Regions from separate parts of the Mus musculus genome. Here regions 2, 3 and 4 are each linked to region 1. The links are chromatin loops, found by intact Hi-C in ENCODE. Cell type or tissue: left cerebral cortex. All regions are shown on one strand. Region 1 holds the start of Ptpra (protein tyrosine phosphatase, receptor type, A). Region 2 holds the start of Mrps26 (mitochondrial ribosomal protein S26). Region 3 overlaps Ptpra (protein tyrosine phosphatase, receptor type, A). Region 4 overlaps Ptpra (protein tyrosine phosphatase, receptor type, A).

Region 1 (5,000 bases):
CTCATCCACCATCTTTTGGTTCTCTGGCTGCTTCAAGAGTTAGCAGGTAACAAGTGGTGCCATAGCCGGGGACATGAGGCTGGTTTTCAACAGAAATTCCCTATCCTAGCCAAGGGCTTCGGCCGACATCACACTCTGTCCAAGAGGGTTTGGAACATTTTTTTGCTTGTCCTACAAATATCATCACTATCAACAACAAAACCCTCTAATAGACAGGATCATCTCTGCCTCTGTAGTTGTTATTTTTAGGAAATATTAGGGGCTCAACCCCCCCCCCCCGTGGCAATTTTTAAGAATTACTGAAAGTAAACACAGGAGATGTGCGTTCCCAAGTGGCTGCTTTTGAATTCTGGGTAGCTTAAGTCCATATTTTCCTTCTTAAGCATACACAACAGTTGGGAATGGGCGGCAGAGAGGGGCCTGGGAGTAGGACCAGGAAGGGGTCTTAAGGGGAAGGTGGGAGGTGGGATGGTCACTGCGTGTGCCACCTATCTCCTCCCATTAAATGGACCTGAGCAAATCCCATTTTCGCTGCTCAAAGTTTTTTTCTTTCAGAATGAACTACGGCAGCGCCCTGGCCCGGGCCGGAGGAGGACGTCCGCAAAGTTCCAGCCTGTCTGTGTCCCGCACGTTTCCGGGACCCCCTCCCCCTGTCCACGGTGCCAGGATGCACAAGCCAGAGGCGCTCCTCCAGGATAGGATCCAGGGACCGCTCCCACGCGCGGCCGAGCCACCCCACCTCCCCGAGCCCTCCCGACGGCGGCAGGCGCGAACGCTTACCGAGCCCGGCGCTGGGCGGGACCGCGGGGGACGCGCACGGCAGCTCCGCCTCAGGACCGCGGCGGCGTCTCGGCCCGCCGCTCCCCTCAGGGCCGCCGCCCGGTCCGCTGCTCGAAGCCCCGCGGCGGCGGCGGCGGCCTCGCCTCCATGGCGAGGAGAAGCGGCAGAGAGAGGACTGGGCTGGAGGCTGCGATGGCGGCGTGGTCCAGGGGTCTGTGCAAGATGCCCCCGCGAGTCCCTGTCAGCGCCTCACTCGCCGCAGCCTCTCTCCCGTCGCGGCCTGGGCTGTAAGGCGCTTCGTCATTGGCCGTTGAGAGGCGGGCGCTGGTTCGCTGACGCCGGGCGGGCGTCTCCGCCTCCGTGAGCCCCACCCCTGCGCGCCCCGCTGCGCCGCGGAGTTCCCCGGGCGCACTGGGGGTCTCCGGGTAACAGGACAGGACGCTCCCTATCCTCCCCTGGCACACGTCTCCCACCTAGTCACGGTCCTAGGCCCCCGGGCATGGGCTTTTTTCCTTGTTTACAGATGAGGAAACTGACACCAGGCACAAGCCACACCAACTGGTGAACTCAGGCACTCGAAAGCCATCTCCATCCTTCTCCAAATGTGATCCTCTCTCTAACACACCCCGCGCCTCTGCCTCTGCCTCTGCCTCTCTCGCGCTCTCGCTCTCTCTCTCTCTCTCTCTCTCTCTCTCTCTCTCTGTCACACACACACACACACACACACACACACGAGAGAGAGAGAGAGAGAGAGAGAGAGTTAGTTGTAAGGCACTTAAAGGATGTAATTGCGAGAAGAATTTGCCTAGTACCTAGGACCGGTCTAGCTCTGAGTATGTCATCTTAAATAAACCAGCCCACATCATCCCCACCCGAACCCTAGGGAAATCTCTCTTGCTTTCCAGATGTGCAAGCTGGGCCTGATTCTCTAGAGCTGGATGGAAGCACAGCACACGGTGCTCCGCAGCGAGCGGGGAGATACTTCTTGATACATGCATAGTGGTCAGGAGAAGATTGAAAGCGCTGAGAGAGACCAGGGAAGCGAACAGCGTTCTTTGTGCATCTAGCTTCTAGGAACCATAAGTCGATTTTTTCGGAAGGTAGCAGTCCTCAGTTTAGAGCACTTTGGATGCTGCTAGACCTAGGGCGCCAAGTTAGAACTCTATGCAAACACCCTTCCTTTATTTGTTGAATAAGTAAGTGTGCGCAGACCAGAGCCAGGACCTGCAAATGTGCGTTGAAGCGGGCCTTCTTTAAACTTCCTCCCTCTGGGTAGTAAAAACCTCTCCTTGAGTTAAGATTTGTGACTCTTGATCTCCCTCCTCAGGGCCATCTCAGTGACAGTCTACAAGACCTCTATCCTGTCTCCTAAATGTCAGACTCCTGCCAATGAGGTCCGCTCCTCCTACAAGTTCCAGAAGCCCATTTCCTAGAAAGTACAAAGTCTATCAGGGATGCAAATACACAGCAAATTGAAAAGTGACCAAATGAAAAGTTGGGTCTTTCACTAGAACACAATACTTTACAAAACAAGACCAACACAGAACAAAACAAATCTGAAAAATACTGGTTCTTGGCTAAGAAAGCAGCCTCTTGGCTTTAGAGCAAACCCTACCAGCAAACTTTTTTTCTTTTCTTTCTTTTTCTTTCTTTCGGTTTTTTGTTTGTTTGTTTGTTTGTTTGTTTTGTTTTGGGGTTTTTTGTTTTTTTAATTTTTTTGAAATTTTTCTTATTTACAGTTAACCTATGACTCCTGGTCCTTTTCAGAGCTCCCTACCCCATTAGCACAATCAAGAGCCATCTTGGAAGAAAAATAAAATAGAAAAAAAGGAACCAAGAGAAAGATAAGTGGGAGCTCCCTGTTCTCTGCTGCATTGGTGCCTGCAGGTAAGAACTGGAATAGCAGGGCTGAAGGATAGGATTAAAGGAGCCCCATTTCCCCTCAAAAGTCCAAGTCACTTCCCCTCCCTGCCTACCTTTCTGTCTAGTAAATGAAGCAATGAGTTGTTCTCTATGTCCTGAATGCAGATCATGCACTGGACACCTCTCAGAGTAAGTCAGAGATGTCAACTCTCAGGAGCAAACATTCTGGGGTGGACATGGGTAATAGACTAACAAGAATGTTCACTAAAGTGCCAAGGTGAAAATGAAGCCAAGAAATACGAAAATTGAAATAAATGAAAACCAAGCACCTTCCCAGGCTACTTACTGCCCATCTTCTGAGGGTCATTTGCTGAAGTTCTGTAACTAAGACCAGGCAGGCTCTCTGACCTCATCTACTCTATGGCCACCATGGGTAACTTAATCTAGAAGCTCTTCCATACTTGGCCCCAAGCTTAAATCCTAACCCAAACCCTTAGATAGGACTTGATCCAATCCCAGACCACTGACACAGGCCTGCTTGTACAATTCTCAAGGAGGAAGATATTTTATACTAATTTTAGTTGTGCAAGTAAGAACTTGAAACAACAACAGCTCTGCTTTTGACTTTTATTTTGCAGGGATGAAGACCTTGGGGGCTCATACAAATTTAGCAAGTATTCTGTTTTAGTTAGCCCCCAAGAACCCAATCCTAATTTTTAGATATGAATATTTATAAGTGAAAACTTGTGAAAACTCAGTAAATGTGCCCTTTAATATCTATAAATTTCCTGAAATGAGTAAGTAGATACAAAGTCTTATTTCCAACAAAGAAGCTATTTGCAATTGACTAGTGCTGGGAAAGGGAAAATTAGTTCTTTTAATTAAAGTGTCACTGGGTATAATCAATCACACTCCACTTTTGTTTGTTTGTATGTGTGTGCTTTACTGATTTTTTTAAAGTTTCGATTTTCCGTTTTTTGCTTCTACCCCCTCCCCCCAACGAAGGGAGAGAAAGAAACATGAAGTTGAATGGGTAGAAGGTTGGGAGGATATGGAAGGAGTTGGGGGGAGGGGAAACATGATCAAAATATAGTGTATGAAAAATATTTCTAAGAAAACAGCAACAAAAAGTTCAGTGTATTTCATTATTTCATTTTACACACACACACAAGGAAAATAGCTGCAAATAACTCTATAGTTTATATGCTGGCTAATTTAATGTCAACTTGACACAAACTAGACTCTTCTGAAAGGAGAGAACCTCAATTGAGAAAATGCCATCCTAAGACCTAGCTGTAGAACATTTTCTTAACTTGTGATAGTGAAGAGCACAGCCCATTGTGGGTGGTGCCATCCCTGCACTGGTGGTCCTGAATTTTATAAGAAAGCAGGCCAAGCAAGCCATTATGAGCAAGCCAGTAAGTAGCACCATCTATAATCTCTGCATCAACTCCTGCCTCTAGGTTCTTGCCCTGACTTTCTTTAGTGATAAACAGCGATGTGGAAGAACAAGTTAAATCAATCCTCTCCTCCCCAAGTTGCTTTTAGTCATGGCGTTTTATCACAGCAATAGAAACTTTAACTAGGCCAGTTAAGACAGTTAAGTATTATGAAATGCATTTTCTAATATTTAGGGGAGAATTATCCTGATGTCTGTAATTTGTTCTTTGTGTTACTGAGACAGGGTCTTTCCCAGGCTGGATTTGAAGGCCTCTTTCTCTCATTTCTGTTTTTGTTTGTTTGTTTGTTTTGTTTTGAGACAGGATCTCACTATGAAGCCCTTGGCTAGCCTGGAACTCAGAATTCGGAGATCTGCCTACCCTGCCTCCTGAAAGCTGGGATTAGAGGTATGTGCCACTATGCTTGGCCAAACTCTTTTTAAGATTTGTGTGTGTGTGTGTAGGAGGAACAATGTGTATATGTACATGAGAACACCCTTGTAGACCAGAAGAGGGTCCTGCAGCCTAAGTTAACAGGTTTCTGAGGTTCAGGATGTGGGTGCAGGAATCTGAACCCATCATGACTGATGAACAAGTGCTCTTAACTGCTGAGCCATTTCTCCAGTCCCTAGCTTCAAGCCCTTGATCCCCTACTTCAGTCTCCAGAATGCTGCCATTACAGGTGTGGACCATCACATCCAGCATGGAACTTATTTTGAAATGCACACAAATAACTAGTGGACACAGAGACAAATGTATAACTCAGGCATAGTAATATGTTAATGGATAATCCAAGTGGTGATTATACAGGTGTCCAATATAAACATTTTTTTTAAGTTTGTTTGGGTATTTGAAAATCCCATAATAAAATCTTGGAGGTGGGGCAGAGATGCATAAACTTTACAAAAGTATATAAGA
Region 2 (5,000 bases), 110 kb before region 1:
CCTGGAGTTACTGTCAATGGTATTCATGTTTATGACAATGAAAGCAAAAAGGCAGGCAGCTCATTCACTAACATGTATACATTGCAGTCATGAACATCTGGGTTTGATCCCTAGTACCACATAAAAGCCATGTGCATCTAATCCCAGTGCCGGGCAAGCATACACAGATCAATTCTCTGAGGCTGGCTGGCTAGATAGTATAATTAGTGAGTGCCAGGTTCCAGTGAAAGAACCTGTCTCAAAAGCCAGAATAAAACACAGTAAAAAATAAACTAAAAAAACCAAAACAAACTTAAATCAGACCAAGGTGAGAGTCCTGAAGAATGACACCAAGGCTGCCCTCTGGCTACCACTTACACACACAGAAGGGCAGCAACTGACTGGAAGAAGCAGGTTTAGCTTGGGAGTCTACCACCTGCTGAGTAGTTCAAAATATGATAGATCAGGACAGGGCCTGGTTACAGAAGTCACTGCTGGAGAGCCATCAGGAGAAACAGGGCACCCTTTTTGCTTCCTGGATCTTGGACACACCAGACCCTAGCCAGAAAATCCCAGGATTGAGCAAAGCAGGTACCTAACTCATAGCTCAGTTAGGTGAAACTTGCTTCTGGCTAGAAACCTAAAGACTCAAATAATTAGGGACAAACGCCTTTGATTTTACAAGCAAGTTAGCATCTGGTGTAACTACTTTCCTCTTTCATTAGCACTGTAACTATAGCCAGTAAATGGGCAAGACTGGGCTCCAATACTTTATTTATAAAAGCAGGAAACATTTGGCTCACACGACTCCAAGAGACTTACAAGACAAGCTTGGCTTCTAGAGGGGACACAGTCCAGTCCGATCCTCTGTGCGATAGGAACTTCCCAGAGTTTAATGCTGCCCTGAGTTTGTCTGTGGTGCCAGAACAGGGACATCTGGGAGTTCCCAGTCAGGTGGTGAGTGCCGAGCCTGGAGTGACTGAGGTTGCTCTGGAAACGGCTGAGCCATCCTCCTGGGATGTACCAATTCCTATCCCAGTACACAGACCCTAGGCAAGCACTGTGCTTATTTGGGCCCCCAGAAGTCTCTGTGCTCAGTTCCTGACCACCTGCCCTTCTTTGGTGACGGCCCAGTTGTAACTCTTCGGAGAGTCCAACGCTTCTTCTATCCGTGCCTCCAGGTTCTCCCGAGTGATGAAGTTTTTTGCCTCCTCCTACAGGAAGAGAAAGGTTGGCTTTGTGGGATCTCTCCCAGAGCTGGCTGCCTGCACTGTCTCTAGTCCACGGGTGTCAAAAGAACCCAGGGTCTCTTTGAGTGTCCCACCAATCGTCCAGCACAACTGTACTAGGTGACCTCGACCATCATATTGCTCTTCCTTGGACAATCACCCATCAGATCTCTCGGCCACAACCCAAGAACAAATCGTGACAACCTGATTAGAGGTGGGTGGACTCTCTCAAGTGCATGAATCCCTCTTACGTGTTAAAAAGCGCTCCATTCTCACTTACGGTTTCCCTGACTTCAAGTTTCACAAGGCAATACTAGCCTGTAACCTTTTACTGACCATTGCCTGCGAGGCATACCCTCTGCGCTGATGGAGAAGCCTCCTGAAGACTCTGGTCACTTGACGCCCAGTGCTGTCATCCCCCCCCCCCCCCCCCAGCCTCCCTTGCTGGGGTCTCCAATGTCCACATTCCCCATGACCTCCTGCATGCCCACCTGCAGCTTGAGCACTTCTTGCTCTTTCAGTTGCACCCAAGCCTGCTCCTCCTGAGCCCTCTGGGCCTGGGCCTCAGCCTTCTGCACCTCCTGGGCCTGTGCTTCCAGCTGCAACCTCGCTATCCTGCGAGGGGCAAGACGCCGAGGGTGAGCGGGGCCACAGATGAGCCTAGCCCAGCCCACCCAGTCCCGGGCCTCTCGCACCGTAGCTCCTGCATTCGCCGGTTCTCGTCCCGGTTCCAGGCCATCAGCTCCCGGTGCTCCGTGATGGCCTGCTGCGCCTTGCGCTCGGCCAGAACCCCGGCTCGGGCCTCGTGCAATTTCCTTCGCACCTCCAACGTGAACTCTAGCCTGGGGAGGACGGGCTTCGAGTCAGCACCCACCCTCGGCCCCGGCCCTTCCCGAAGGGCGTCTGCCCTCCACACGCACAAGCACACGCACCTGAGAGCGCGCACGGTCTCCCGGTACTGTCGGTAGCGCTCGGTCAACACGAAGAATTCCGCAGGGTCCACGGCGGGAGGCGTCTGCACCCGTCCGACCTTGGATTTGGCAGGCGGGTCATGGCGGGTCTTGCGGCCGCGCACGGGCAGGAGCAGCGGGGTCGGGGGCCGAGTCTCCGGCCGCGCCGCCAGGCGGTTCAGAGCGCGCAACATGACAGCCAGCGCCTGCGCCTGCGCCCGGCCCGGAAGTGGCCGCGGAGCACCACGGGAGCCTCCTGTCCTCGTCCCTGTTGGGCGGAGCTCTTGCTGTCTGGTCCAATGCACGTCCGGACTCTCGGGTAGAGTGGGAGGGGTCGAGGGGCACCTTGGAGACCCACAGCTTGCTGGGCTGCGTCGCCCGCTAAAGACAGCTACACCGCAGGACGCTCTGCCCACTTGTTCACAAGTTTGGACACCGTCCCAAGTGTGTGGCTCTGGGGCTCTCTGGCCCGCCGATGGCCTGTCTACCCTCCCAGACCTGATGCAAGAAATTTGGAGTTCCTGGCTACTTTAAACTTTAGATTTGCAAACCATTTCCTTGCACTGCACTGCCCTGCTGTGGTCTTGGGGGAGCTCTGCAGTTGCCAGAGTTCTCAGTATCAGTGACAACTTGTTCTCAACTGGGCGACCTGTGAGGTGACCCTTGTCCTCTTCCACCTGACCCGGGGTCTTCCCACCTCGAGACTACTCTTATTTATGAAGTACAATTTCCTCTCCAACTGAAGAGAAACAGCAGTGCAGCAGGGCAGAGAGCATCTGTCTCAGAAGTAGCTCGTTCCCCTCTGCCTCTCCAGCAAGGAGAGTTGTTGGAAATCAGAAGCTGACCCGAGTACTGGGGAACTGAACTTTCACCCCACTCATTAGTATTGTCTAGACCAGATTCTGCAGAGAACACCAGGCCATGGTCCTGCACTTCCAGGACACTTGGGAGTGTCTGAGGAGCCAGGACTGGGTGCAATAACAGACATTTTCTCAGAAGAGAACAGAGGCTGCTTAAACCCTGCTCTCAACTTCCAGGCTTGGTGGAGGCCCAGTCTGCACTTTCTTTCTCTCAGTCAGGCTTTGGAGATGAGATGCCAGAGTGTACTCTGGAGTCCTGGGGGCAAGCTGGTGACAGGTTTTCCTCCAGGGTTCCGGCCATAAGACCATTGCTGGGCCCTGGAGGATCCAGGATGGATGGTCTGTGGAAACCAGGGCATTACTGCTGCCCTACCCTGGAGTACCACAGGGTTGCTCCGAATGTCAGGGAACCTGACACTCCCACCCTGTTTTTGTTTTTGTTTTGTTTTTTGGCAGGGTCTCACTAGATAGCTCTGTCTAGCCTGGAACTTACAGTGTAGATCAGGCTCACAGAGATCCACCTGCCACTGCCTCCTAAATTCTGGCATTAAAGGCATATGCCACCATACCTGTCCTAACCCTTTCTTCTTCAGGGTCACCCTAGACAACCGGCAACTCATCTCAGATAACTTAAGTGTCTAGGCCAAGAGAATATTCTAGGGTATGGGCCATTTCCCTAGAGGCTCCCTAACCTTGCTGGCTCTGAAGTCCTCTCGCTAGTCAGGTGCACCCATCCTTTTAGAAGGTTTCATAAATGTAAGAGATTTAGATCTAAGGTAGATGAAAGTGTGGAGTCACTCTGAGTAGATAATGCTACAGAACTAGAAGGCAGGTTTTCTGCCCTCTTTCTTTGGCCTGATGGGGATGTGGACTGGTATGCAGTGGTGATGAAAGTAACTGTTTCCATTCACTGACCCTCCCTGCTAAAGTGGCAAGATAGAATTGTTGAGGGCAGAAGCCAGGAAAGGAGGCTTTTCTGGGCACTTCATGGGTAGAGGCACAGAGCTGGAGGGACGGAAGCCTCCTCATTTACCAAGGGGTAAACTATGAATGAGGTGATTCCAGGTGACTGTAGGACCCTATTCAGATGGTTCCTGGATTTAACGATCAGGCCATTCTATTTCCTCTGGTGTCAAATCCAGTGATATCTTTAAAACAAAAACCCTCAAACAGGGTCTTTCTTATTTGCTGGCCTTATATTTCTAACAAAGCCAAGGCTGGCCTTGAACTTGTAGCAATACCCCTGCATCTACCTCCAGGGTGCTAAGATAGTGTGTGCCACCATACCAAGGTACAGTGATATCTTGAAACAGGGAGGTACAAGTTGCTACTCAAACCCCTTCCCACAATGTTCTATGAACAAATATGAAGTTGCTGTTGGCTTTTAAGGTCACTGGACAAATGCTCCCCCATCTTAGATCTTCCTAGGAATCGGAGGTTGAAACACAAAGCAGAATGGGGCTGGAGAGATGGCTCAGCAGTGAAATCCTGGATTTGGTTTCCAGCATCCACATCAGGTAGCTCAGAATGGCCTGCAACTTCAATTCCTAGGGGTCTAACGCTCTCTTCTGGCTTCTGGGGACACTCACATGCATGTGTACATACGGCACATAAGTAAAAAAAAAACAAAAAACTTTTAAAACCAGATTTAAAAAATAAAATTTCAATGATTTATTTTTCTATGTTCATTGGTGTTTTGCCTGCATGTATGTCTGTGTGAGGGTGTCAGATCCCCTGGAACTGGAGTTACAGACAGACGTTGAGCTACCAGTGGGTGCTAAGAGTCAAACCCAGATCCTCTAGAAGAACAGTCAGAGCTTTTAACCACTGAGCCATCTCTCCAGACAAATAAATCTTTTTCAAAAATTTAAAATGGACCCGCTCATAGGGCAAAGGCATTTTCTGTCAAGCCTGGGGACATGGAGTTAAGCCCTGGAAGCCACATGCTGGAAGGGGAGAACTCCTGCCATTTGTTCTCTGGC
Region 3 (5,000 bases), 79 kb before region 1:
TCAAATGGTTTCTTTCATAACAGTTGCCTTGGCCATGCTGTCTCTTCGCAGCCACAGAACTGTGATTAAGACAGATGACAACATGAGCAAGCGGATGCACCTGAGCTATTATTCTGGAGCTACGTTTGGAGATAGACGGAAGTGAAGGAGAGCCCCCAGGTTTCCGACTCTGGAAATAGGAATGACTAAAAGAAGGAGATAGCAGCTTTGGGGAAGTTGATTTTGTCGGATGATTAAGGCTCCTTCCTGGGCCTGGCATGACAATGTATACATGATACTGTACATCTAAAGGTAAGGGCCATCAGCCTCACAGTCCTCACTCCTTACTGACTCAGGAGATTTCACTTTAAACCCTGCAGATCCTGCAATGTTATTTCACCAAGACAACCAATCTGAGACTCTGCGGCCGGCACACGAGGATAGGAAAGTTTCCGGCTTTTCTTTTCTTTGTGCCAACTCTTGCATACAGAACTGAGAACACCGCTAACCCTGGAATTCCCCACTCCACTGACACTGCATCGTCTTTGGTCTAAGCTGGGTTTCCATGCTGGCACAGGACAGGTGAAATTCCTAAGAGTCCTACAATTTCTTTTTTTAAAATGATGTCGAGCAGAGAAAGGTAGAATGAGACTACTGTACTAGCCACTGCTGGCCTTGACCTTGTTATGGAACTGAAAATGACCTTGACTTTATGGCCCTCCTGCCTCCACTTCCAGAACGCTGATATTAAAGGAATGTGTCACCATGCTCCATTTTATGTGGGGTCAGGGATCGAACCCAGGGCTCTGTATGCAAAGCAAGCTGTCCCAACTGGGTACAGGCCTAGCCCCACAGAACACAACCTTTAACATAGAAGGGTAAGGAATGAGAGACTGCTGCCTCACAGTACTATCAGGACCCCCAGGGAAGGGACAGGAGAAAAGACAGAGCTTGTTCTGCCTATGTCAGGACAACAGAGCAGGCCTTACACTACTTTCATTTCTGCTCTGAGAAACAGCTTGCCTAACTCCTGGTAGAAGCTGTAGAACTGAGTGACTGGATGACATCAACTTCTCTAGAAAACACGAGGTAGCATCAAAGACCATTTCATTTCTTAGTCAAACTGTAACTGAACCAAGGTTATATGCTTCAACATTTTTTTTTAACGGTACACCTACCATCCACTTTAACTTACAAGTTCATTCTGGATTCTTTTTCTCCTTCTGTTCCCCTCTGTCCTTTCACAGGTAACCTTGGAGCTCATTGCTGTCTTGTTATGCTGTGTATCTCATCTACTGCATCCTTATTACTGCTCAGTGGATCTTGTGATGGAAATGGAAGCATACCAAGTGCTAATGTGCTCTTCTTTTGGATCAACATTATGCTCATGTGCTGCATAGTTTTGTATCAACTTGACATATGTCATCTAAGAGGCGGGAAATCTCAAGTAAGAAAATGCCTCAGGAGTGGGCTGTGGGCAAGCCTGTATGGCATTTTCTTAATTAGTGATTGATGGGGGAGAGCCCAGCCCATTGTGGGTGGTGCCATCCCTGGGCAGGTGGTTCTGGGTTCTATAAGAAAGCAGGCTGAGCAAGCCATGAGGAACAAGCCATTAAGCAGTATCCCTCCATGGCCTCTGCATCAGCGCCTGCCTTCAAGTTCCTGTTCCCTCAATGATGGACGACTGTCAACGGGAAGAGTAAACTGAAATAAACTCTTTCTTCACTGTTTTATCTCAGCAATAGAAACCCTAAGACATGTTCTGAAATCATTCAAACTGTTGTTTGTAACTGTCATTTGTTCTTTTTAACAAATGAGAGGTACAGTTTTGGTCTGGTCTTTTTAAACAACATTTACTTGAGTTTTAGTTACATACAGGTATATCTGTGTAAGTGTGCGGTGCTTGTGTGTCCCCAAAGAAGCCAGAAGATGGCACCGGGTCCCAGGCAGCTGGAGTTAGAGGCGGCTGTGTGCTTCTGACTTAAGTGCTAGGAAAGGAACTCGGATTCTCTGCAAGAGCAGGCAATGCTATTAAATGCTGAGCCATTTCTCCAGCCCACACTTGATCTCTTAACCACCGAGTCACAGGCTCGGAACTGACTTTCAGTGTAACTGTGACTGTTTACACTACCACTGTGACAGAATAGGTTCCACTGGAACCTTCATCCACACTTGCTACTGTTATGCTTTAAGTACATTGAATATATAAAATATACTGACATTTCTATGTTACCAATAGGGTCATCATCTTTCCAGCTTACCGGTTCGAAGGGTTTCCTCCTCTGTGCAGTGCCTCATTTAGCATTTTCTCCACTGTTTTACTTTTCCGTTATTTCTGTATGTATTCTGGATACTAACTGACCACAGTTACCTGTGCTCCTTTATTTTCTTTTATGGTCTCTACTTATCAACAATATTTTTGTGTTGCATGCAGTCAAATTCATCAATCTTTCACTTTACCAACATTTTCAGGTATAAGAAATTAATCTGGACCCCTGAGATTTTTCAAACACTGGACCACCAAACAGACAGCATACACCACCTGATATGAGGCCCCCAACACACATACAGTAGAGGACTTCCGGGTTTTTATTCATTCAGAGATGATGCACCTAACCCTCAAGAGACTGGAGGCCCCAAGGAGTTTAGAGATCAGGTGGGGACATCTATGGGGAGTCAGGTGTGGGATGTAGAGCTGTTGGAGGGTGGATGGGGGTGGGGGTGGAAAATGGAATATGGAGTATAAAATATAAATTAATAATAAAATAAAATAAAATAAAAATTGAAAAAAAAAAAAAAAGAAATCGTTTCCTGCTGGGCGGTGGTGGCACATGGCTTTGCCCGAATCCTTGGGAGGCAGAGGCAGGTGGATCTCAGTTCTAAGCCAGCCTGGTCTACAAAGGGCTACACAGAGAAACCCTGCTGGGGGTGGGGACGGGGACAAGAAATCCTTTCTTGTGGTGATGTCACAGGTGTGTTTTCCATTATTATTTTCATGGTTTACAATCTTGACCTTTAAACTTCAGTATGTGTGTCAAATGGAACCGGTACTTCCATTTTATACAAGGCAGATGGTGCACTTCACTTACTCTCATAGGTCTGCCCAGTGTTCTAGTACTATATATTGTAAAGGCCATTCCTTCCCCAACCAAAAGGGAACAGCATTTCTATGATAAATCTGTTTCCATTTATACAGGGGTCTGTCTGCACTAGTCCGTCTGTCTGCCCTACTGACAACATCAAACTGGTGTAATAAGGACTCATCGTGTCTGCTAAGGCAGCTCCCCTCACCTTGTTCTTCTTCTTTGGGATTGTCTTGGCTAGTCTTGACTCTTTTCTCCTCCATAAAAATTTTAGAATCAGCTTGGCAAGTTCCACAAAAACACCTGTTGGGATTTTTATTGGAATTGCATTGAATCTGGGTGTCAGTCTGAGGACAGCTGGCATCTTCTCACGCGCTGAACTTCCTAACCAGAGATTTTATTTCTTCACTAGTTTAAGCTGTTTTCCTTTAATGTATGCAAACATTTTTTATAATTTTCTCTAAAGATTTTGCAAATATTTTGTTAAATCGATTCTTAAGTACTTTATAGCTTGGATACTAAAATAAGAGATATATTTTAAAAGTACTTTTTATGGCCTACATACAAAAATTAGTTTTTATGCTGCTTTTCTATCTGATCATTTATCTCCAGAGACTGCACTTTTCTGAAGGAATATTTGTAGAAGTCACTTATTTTATCTCTGACTTTACAGTCCTTTCTTGTCTTGCTTCCCTGTTCTCCAGGGATCACCAGAACTTGCTGGATCTCAGGTCCCTGCTACTGCTGAGTTTCTTTCGTGCACTCTCGCCTCACAGCCACCAGAGTTCTATGTAAAAGAACACAACAACCAGACACACTCAATAATGTAAACCAGGTCAGCTGGTGCCTTTCCTATGTCTCTTCCAGAGTGCAGTCGTGGTGAGTACCCAAAGCCCTTGTCACGATTCTTGCTAATTTCCATGGGGTCTTAGCTCATCGAGGTGACTCAAATGTCTGTCCAGTTCCATTACGTGCCACACGTGTCTTCTCTACTGGCATTCTAAAAATTAACCTGCCACTAAAAGTAGGGGACCCCAGGGGAAGGCCACATGCAGGACCTGATAATCTCACTGGTTTTGCCTCTTTCCTCTCTTCTCTGTCTTCTTCTTGGGAACAAAATCTTTTCTTTTTCTTTTTCAATTTTCTTCTTTACACCTTGAGCATTTTAGGAAACTGAGGAAGTGGATTTGTAATGTGTGAACAAATTCAGCGCTTCTTCCTAAGACAAATGCCGGTGAGTGAGAAAGTTCCAGTTTGTAACTAAGATGAAAGATACAGCCTCGAGCTTCCAATCAGCAGGGAGTTGCAGAAATGCTGTACAGCCTTTCTCCAGCCTGTCAGACAGATGCCAAGTCCTATGCCACTGTTTCTTTCCAGAACACCGTATCTGGTGATACACCTTTCACAGTGACCTGACCAGACACGTGCTGGTCAGAATTCAAAGGCAACTCCTTCCTCCCAAGTGCAGTAGTGCACCCACCCAAGCATCATCACAGCCAATTAGCTTTATTCCTCAGATTAAACTCACTACCACCTACGAAGAAGAAGGAGGAGGAAGAGGAGGACGAGGAGGAGGAGAAGGAGGAGGAGGAGGAGGAGGAAGAGGAGGAGGAAGAGGAGGAGGAGCAGTAGGAGCAGCAGCAGCAGGCAGATTTCTGAGTTCGAGGCCAGCCTGGTCTACAAAGTGAGTTCCAGGACAGCCAGGGCTACACAGAGAAACCCTGTCTCGAAAAACCAAAAAAAAAAAAAAAAAAAAAAACAACAACAACAAAAATGCTTATTAAGGAAGTCCAGTGACACAGCAGAAAGCAGTTCCCATTGGCCCTTCCTATCACCAAGGCAGGGTCTGTTCTGCCTGAGGCTGTACTCATCCTGCATGCGTGCGTCAGTGTCAGATGACAGTTTCATGTCCTGTCATTCTCCAGGAGCTTGTTTTTT
Region 4 (5,000 bases), 68 kb before region 1:
ATTCTTCTCTGAAGAGCTTATTGTCATCAGCCATTCTCCGGTTAATCTCCTCTTCCAGCTTGTCCACAGGCAGTGGTGGGTACTTCCTGTTGGTGCTTGGGGACCTGGCCAGAAGTGGTACACTTTGGGGCTCTGTGGTATACAAAAGGGAAGGTCAGTTAGGTGCCCTGGAGATGGGTGCAGCCCCTTCTGTGACCACTCATGGTCTCATTCTTTTGAAAAGATGGGGAAAAGAAGCAGAGATATGGCTGTCAGTAAAAGGTTTTTGACACCAAGTGTGGCAGCCTCAACTGGATTCCTAGAACCCACAAGATGGGAGTAGAGAACCAGCTCTTGCATGTTAGCAAGCTCTGACCGCCACAATCGTGCCACGGCACACGCGTGAGCACACAAATGAGATAAATAATGGAAAGATATACGTAAGAGGATGGGGGATGTTCACATCCGGATTTTCTTCTCTAGACGTTCCCCGTGTCTTACCCACATCCTCCGTGCGGCCATTTGACAGGCGGAAAGAGTTGGAATGACTCCCAGCTTGCTTGTATTTCTTAAACCTAATGAGAACATATTTGTAATGAAAAACTAGACACAGAGGTAAAGCCCTGCCTTTGTATTCCTGCTAAGGACTCTGTCTTTCTAAACTTCTTCCATCAATCAAACTTTTTAAAAAAGGGACACAGGTCAGGGACCTCTGAGGCCATTCCATTTTGTGGTGACTGGGTATCTTGGGATGGTCTTCCTTATACCTGGCACCCTGAAGCCCACTGTGCACAACAGCATATTCTGCCTGCATGGTTCCTCTGTATAGCTTCAGCTCCATAACACACTTGTATGCACACCGTAACAGGAGGAATGTGGGCAAGTGTACACAGTGGGGGTGGGGAGGAAAGGGGAGATGGGAGTGGGCAGACAGGGTGGGACAGTTACAGACTTCATAAAACAAACATTTTGGTGTTTTCTCAGTGCACTTGGGAGTCATGGGGAAAAGCCCAGAGCTCCAGAAAGAGCGAACACAGGTTTAATGGAGACACACAGATGTCAAATTCTAGGGGGCACACTGAAGAACAAAAGGAGCACAGAGCAGGCTGGGCCCAAAGAAGGTAGTCAAGGCAGGAGCTGCAGCAGGAGGAGAACAAATGAACCACCATCTTCCTTCTCTTAGGTTTCCCTCCTTACTTTGTTCATCATCTAGAAGCTTCTGAAAGGTCAAATACTTTAACCCCTAAGACCAGCCTAGCAGACAAAGGACAGGGGCCCTAGAGAGGTTTGGCAACAAAGCCTCAAGTAGAAACAAAGTAAGCTTTTGTGCTGCATATAATGTTACCAGGGGCCTTTTAGGGTATTGCTTCAAAAGGACAAACCTGAAGATCTTGAAACACCTGTCTCTCATAAGATATTATGGGAGTGGCCCATCTTCAAGCCACTACTCTTCTCTAAGCTTTAGGCTGAACTAGAACTGGGAAACTTGGTTTGGACAAATAAAGCAGAGGAGAGAGAGGAGGTCTTAAGCAAGACTGTATTTCTAGAAACCATTTCTAAGCAGAGTTTAATCTAAGCACTGTAAGTCACTGTCTCTCTACTCAATGTCCCTATGTCCTTAGGCTCCTGTCTTCTGGACTATGTAGGCTTACTGAGACACCGGAGTATCAGAGTAGTCTAAGCAAATGCAGTAACATTATTATACTTACCTTAACATGTACAGAACTATGATAATAAACACGATTACTAGCAGAGAGGACAGGGCCACCATCACCGCAATAATTGGTGTCTCATCTGAAACCAAGAGAAAAGCATAGGGCATGACTTTTGTGCAACGAAGGGTTCAAGCTGGGAGCTCAGGAAGACACACTGATGCTGATGCAGGGCAGGGGGCGCTACCAACTAAACATTTCTGCAGATGGTAGGATGGGAAACACACACACACACACACACACACACACACACACACACACACACACACACCCCAAGAGCACAGAATGCGAGACAGAAGTGGGAGGTGCAGAAATGCACACAGAAGAGCGAGGAGCAAGTGCATGTGCTAGAGTATGCGAGGAAAGAACCCTTGGGCCACTTTAGAGCCATGGGCAGGAAGATGCTGCCCATCTCTGATATATCATATGTCTAACTTCCTGTGTCCAGACAAAATTTGTCTTTTAAATCAGAGACTCTTTCATTACTATACCATTTGAGCTTAACAGACAAACAAAACAGCAAACAACCAAAAAACTAAAAGGACTCAAAGATTTGGAGGTACAAATCCTGGCAGGCCAGCAATTTAGGTTCAATATTATACTCCTTCCCAGTCTCAATGAGTCCTGCCTAGAGAAAATCAGAAGAGGGAAGGGAAAAGATTGCTCTTTCACAAACCCAAAGGGGCTTCCTGGCACAGGGAATAGGATTACACAAGAGACACTGCTAGATCCTTATGTACCATGCATCACAGATACTAGGTGTCCCCATCCCCTTCTCCCACCTCTTCCCTTAGCTGCCTTTTGCTAGGACCCTAAGCATGACAAGTCTGGCTTGAGTGGACAGATGGTCAAGCCTCCCGTCCTTTCCACAGTTCTAGCTCAGTACCTAGCTACAATTCTCATGTAGTAGACCAGACCAGGTCAGGTCAGAACACCACGTCTCCTCTACATTAGAAACTGCATAAACGACCTGAGTTTCTCTGTATTGTGACAGATATGCCCCTTTTATGTGAAGGCCGGCCCTGCCATGTTGTCTCTGGACAATGTTCAATGATGTCATTGAAATCAAACCTTTTATCTTTTTGACTCCACTTATCCTGTCTCAGCAAACTCTTACAACTGTTGCTTGACTTTTCTCAATTTCCCTTTCTCCAGGTTCTCCTGATCCATTTTAAAGTTTATTTACTTATTCACTTTACATTCCCATCATGCTCCCAGCCCCCAGTACCACCTTTACTTCCCATGTAAGAGAGCCAACTCCTGACAGTATTAATGATACTCTGCTATACTTGCAGACAGGAGCCTAACATAGCTGTCTCTAAGAGGATCCATTCAGCAGTGGATGCAAACAGAAGCAGAGACCCACAGCCAAACATCAGGTGGAGCTTGGGGAGTCTTTGGGAAGGTTGGGGGATAGAATTGAGTGAGGTAGACGGGTCAAAGACATCACAAGATCTCCTGATCCATTCACACTGACTTATCAGTCCTCTGAAATCACTCAGCAAGGACACCAAAAACTGGCAATTACCAAATCTAACGGAAACAGTCCCATTTTCATCGGATTTACCCCCTTACCAGAATTCATTTAAAATATGTTCACGGAGTAGCAAGTGTTGCTGGGTTATTTGGGACACTGAGAAAAGTACCCAGGTAGACAAAGGGCAGAAAGTGTGCGTGGTTCCCAGACATGTCATTTAAGCTGGGACAAGGGATTTGGAGGAAACAAAGCAGAGCAGCAGCAGGGAGGCAGCAGAGTGTCTGAGATCTGTCCCTGCCCCTCACAGCCTGCTCATCAGCAGTGCGCTAAGTAACAGGGCAAAGAGAACCATTAAGAGATCTGGACGAAGAGCTAACTCTCTAGACATAAGGAATGACAAGTCGAATGGCTCGGGGGGGGGGGGGGTTGGCAGGTTCAAGAAACATCACAAAGCCAGCACCATTCAAGCTGAAACTGGAGAGATAGGCAGGAGCCAGAAAACTTATTTATAGGCCATGGATGTGAGTGTACTTTAATTCTGAATATGATGAGAAACAGTATTCCCGGGAAACTGACACAGAAACGGCACAACAGAATCTGCCTTTGTTTAAAAGTTCTGCTAAACTGGCTAATAGCAGGAAGCCATCTCAGCAGAAAGCCAAGAGCAGTCTTCCAAGGAAAGAGAAATTAACTCAAATCCTGCTGGCAGGTTAATTAAGACGCAAACAGGAAGGAAACTGCTCTGACCAGATGACAGTCACCAGTGGGTTCTTGGAGCATGGGTAAGAAGGCCTAAGTGGAGTGAAAGGAGGCTAGGAAGAGGGAGAGAGGTGTAGCCACTCACTCAATGAGGAATTTTACATGACCTATATATGCAAATAAAAGGAACAGTCCTTGGAAAGAAAATTTGTTGCATACACATATAAACACTGAACTACAACCTGCTAAGTCTGTTCAAAGTTGTGCCTGCATATATGTTTCTAGGGGATGACCACTCAATTTTGGATAACTAATTACCTCTTTTGTTTTGTTTTTTTGTTTGATACAGGTTTTCTCTTTGTAGCAATGACTATTCTGGAACTCTGTAGATCAGGCTAGCCTGGAACTCAGAGATCAGCCTGCCTCTGCCTCCCAAGTGCTGGGATTAAAGGCATGCACCACTACTGCCTGGCAATATTTCTTCTTTAATGACTTATTTGTTTTTTACTTCATGTGCACTGGAATTTTGCCTGTATGAGGGTGTTGGATTCCCTGGAACTGGAGGTACAGATGGCGGCTGTGAACTGCCATGTGGGTGTTGGGAATTGAACCTGGGTCCTCTGGAAGAACAAACAGTGCTCTTAACCACTGAACCATCCTTCCAGTCCAGCAGCAATTCTTAATTAACCAATTACAATTGTTTCATTAAAAGAGCAACACAAATTCTTCACTATGGTGTAAGATTCAGGTACTGATTACCTTTCTCTGACTGACTCTCAAATGCCTTTTCTGGTTTGGTTAAAGCTGGCATCCAGTAGAAGCCTACCTGTTACTTAGCTGATAGATATACTCAATGGATTTTGAGGAGCACTTGCGTTGCATGTGCAGGGCCCTGAAATTGATTATCATGATAAACAAAAGCCATCAGATATCATCCAATATATACATGGATTATTTTATCTAATACTCCATAAGTCTGGAGTACTCAGCAGTGACAACAAAACTCTTTGCCTTTATGAAACTCATTACTTTAGTGAAGAACATAATGCAATGAAGAGTGGAAGGAGGACTGGGGTGGGAGGGCTGCATTTAAGATACAGAGGTCAGGAAAACAGTACTTCTCATGACTAATG

Evidence for each region. Hi-C counts contacts between places; a loop is a spot of excess contacts. Peaks named below come from ENCODE experiments on the same cell type or tissue, not always from the same donor. Only the 100,000 strongest peaks of a DNase experiment are listed, where the experiment ranks them.
Region 2: a loop joins it to region 1, with 1.8 times the contacts of the local background. A loop is called at or near these places in 8 of 42 quality-filtered maps.
Region 3: a loop joins it to region 1, with 5 times the contacts of the local background. A loop is called at or near these places in 9 of 42 quality-filtered maps.
Region 4: a loop joins it to region 1, with 6 times the contacts of the local background. A loop is called at or near these places in 9 of 42 quality-filtered maps.

What each region holds. Positions count from the first base shown.
Region 1 is chr2:130,446,339-130,451,338 of GRCm38, reverse strand. Ptpra (protein tyrosine phosphatase, receptor type, A) reads right to left here and starts at 1,061. Exons shown (of 21, transcript NM_001163688.1): 1 at 781-1,061. It overlaps Gm52562 (predicted gene, 52562), which reads left to right. Exons shown (of 3, transcript NR_165481.1): 2 at 1-46; 3 at 556-3,554. In left cerebral cortex, CTCF peaks have their summits at 2,076 and 2,673; DNase peaks (open chromatin) are centred at 8, 775, 1,099 and 1,762; H3K4me3 peaks cover 1,946 bases; H3K27ac peaks cover 1,986 bases.
Region 2 is chr2:130,561,131-130,566,130 of GRCm38, reverse strand. Mrps26 (mitochondrial ribosomal protein S26) reads right to left here and starts at 2,374. Exons shown (of 4, transcript NM_207207.1): 1 at 2,141-2,374; 2 at 1,904-2,050; 3 at 1,700-1,823; 4 at 737-1,193. The coding sequence starts at 2,352. The coding sequence ends at 1,074. 4930473A02Rik (RIKEN cDNA 4930473A02 gene) reads left to right here and starts at 2,382. Exons shown (of 9, transcript NR_040348.1): 1 at 2,382-2,477. In left cerebral cortex, CTCF peaks have their summits at 2,309 and 2,744; a DNase peak (open chromatin) is centred at 2,436; H3K4me3 peaks cover 1,970 bases; H3K27ac peaks cover 1,814 bases.
Region 3 is chr2:130,525,571-130,530,570 of GRCm38, reverse strand. All of the region lies in intron 6 of Ptpra (protein tyrosine phosphatase, receptor type, A), which reads right to left. Among named protein-coding and RNA genes, the nearest start is that of 4930473A02Rik, 36 kb to the left of the region's middle. In left cerebral cortex, a CTCF peak has its summit at 1,893 (motif pointing right); a DNase peak (open chromatin) is centred at 1,949.
Region 4 is chr2:130,514,504-130,519,503 of GRCm38, reverse strand. Ptpra (protein tyrosine phosphatase, receptor type, A) reads right to left here. Exons shown (of 21, transcript NM_001163688.1): 4 at 1,689-1,773; 5 at 481-554; 6 at 1-132. Among named protein-coding and RNA genes, the nearest start is that of 4930473A02Rik, 47 kb to the left of the region's middle. In left cerebral cortex, no CTCF peak of the experiment used is centred here; no DNase peak of the experiment used is centred here.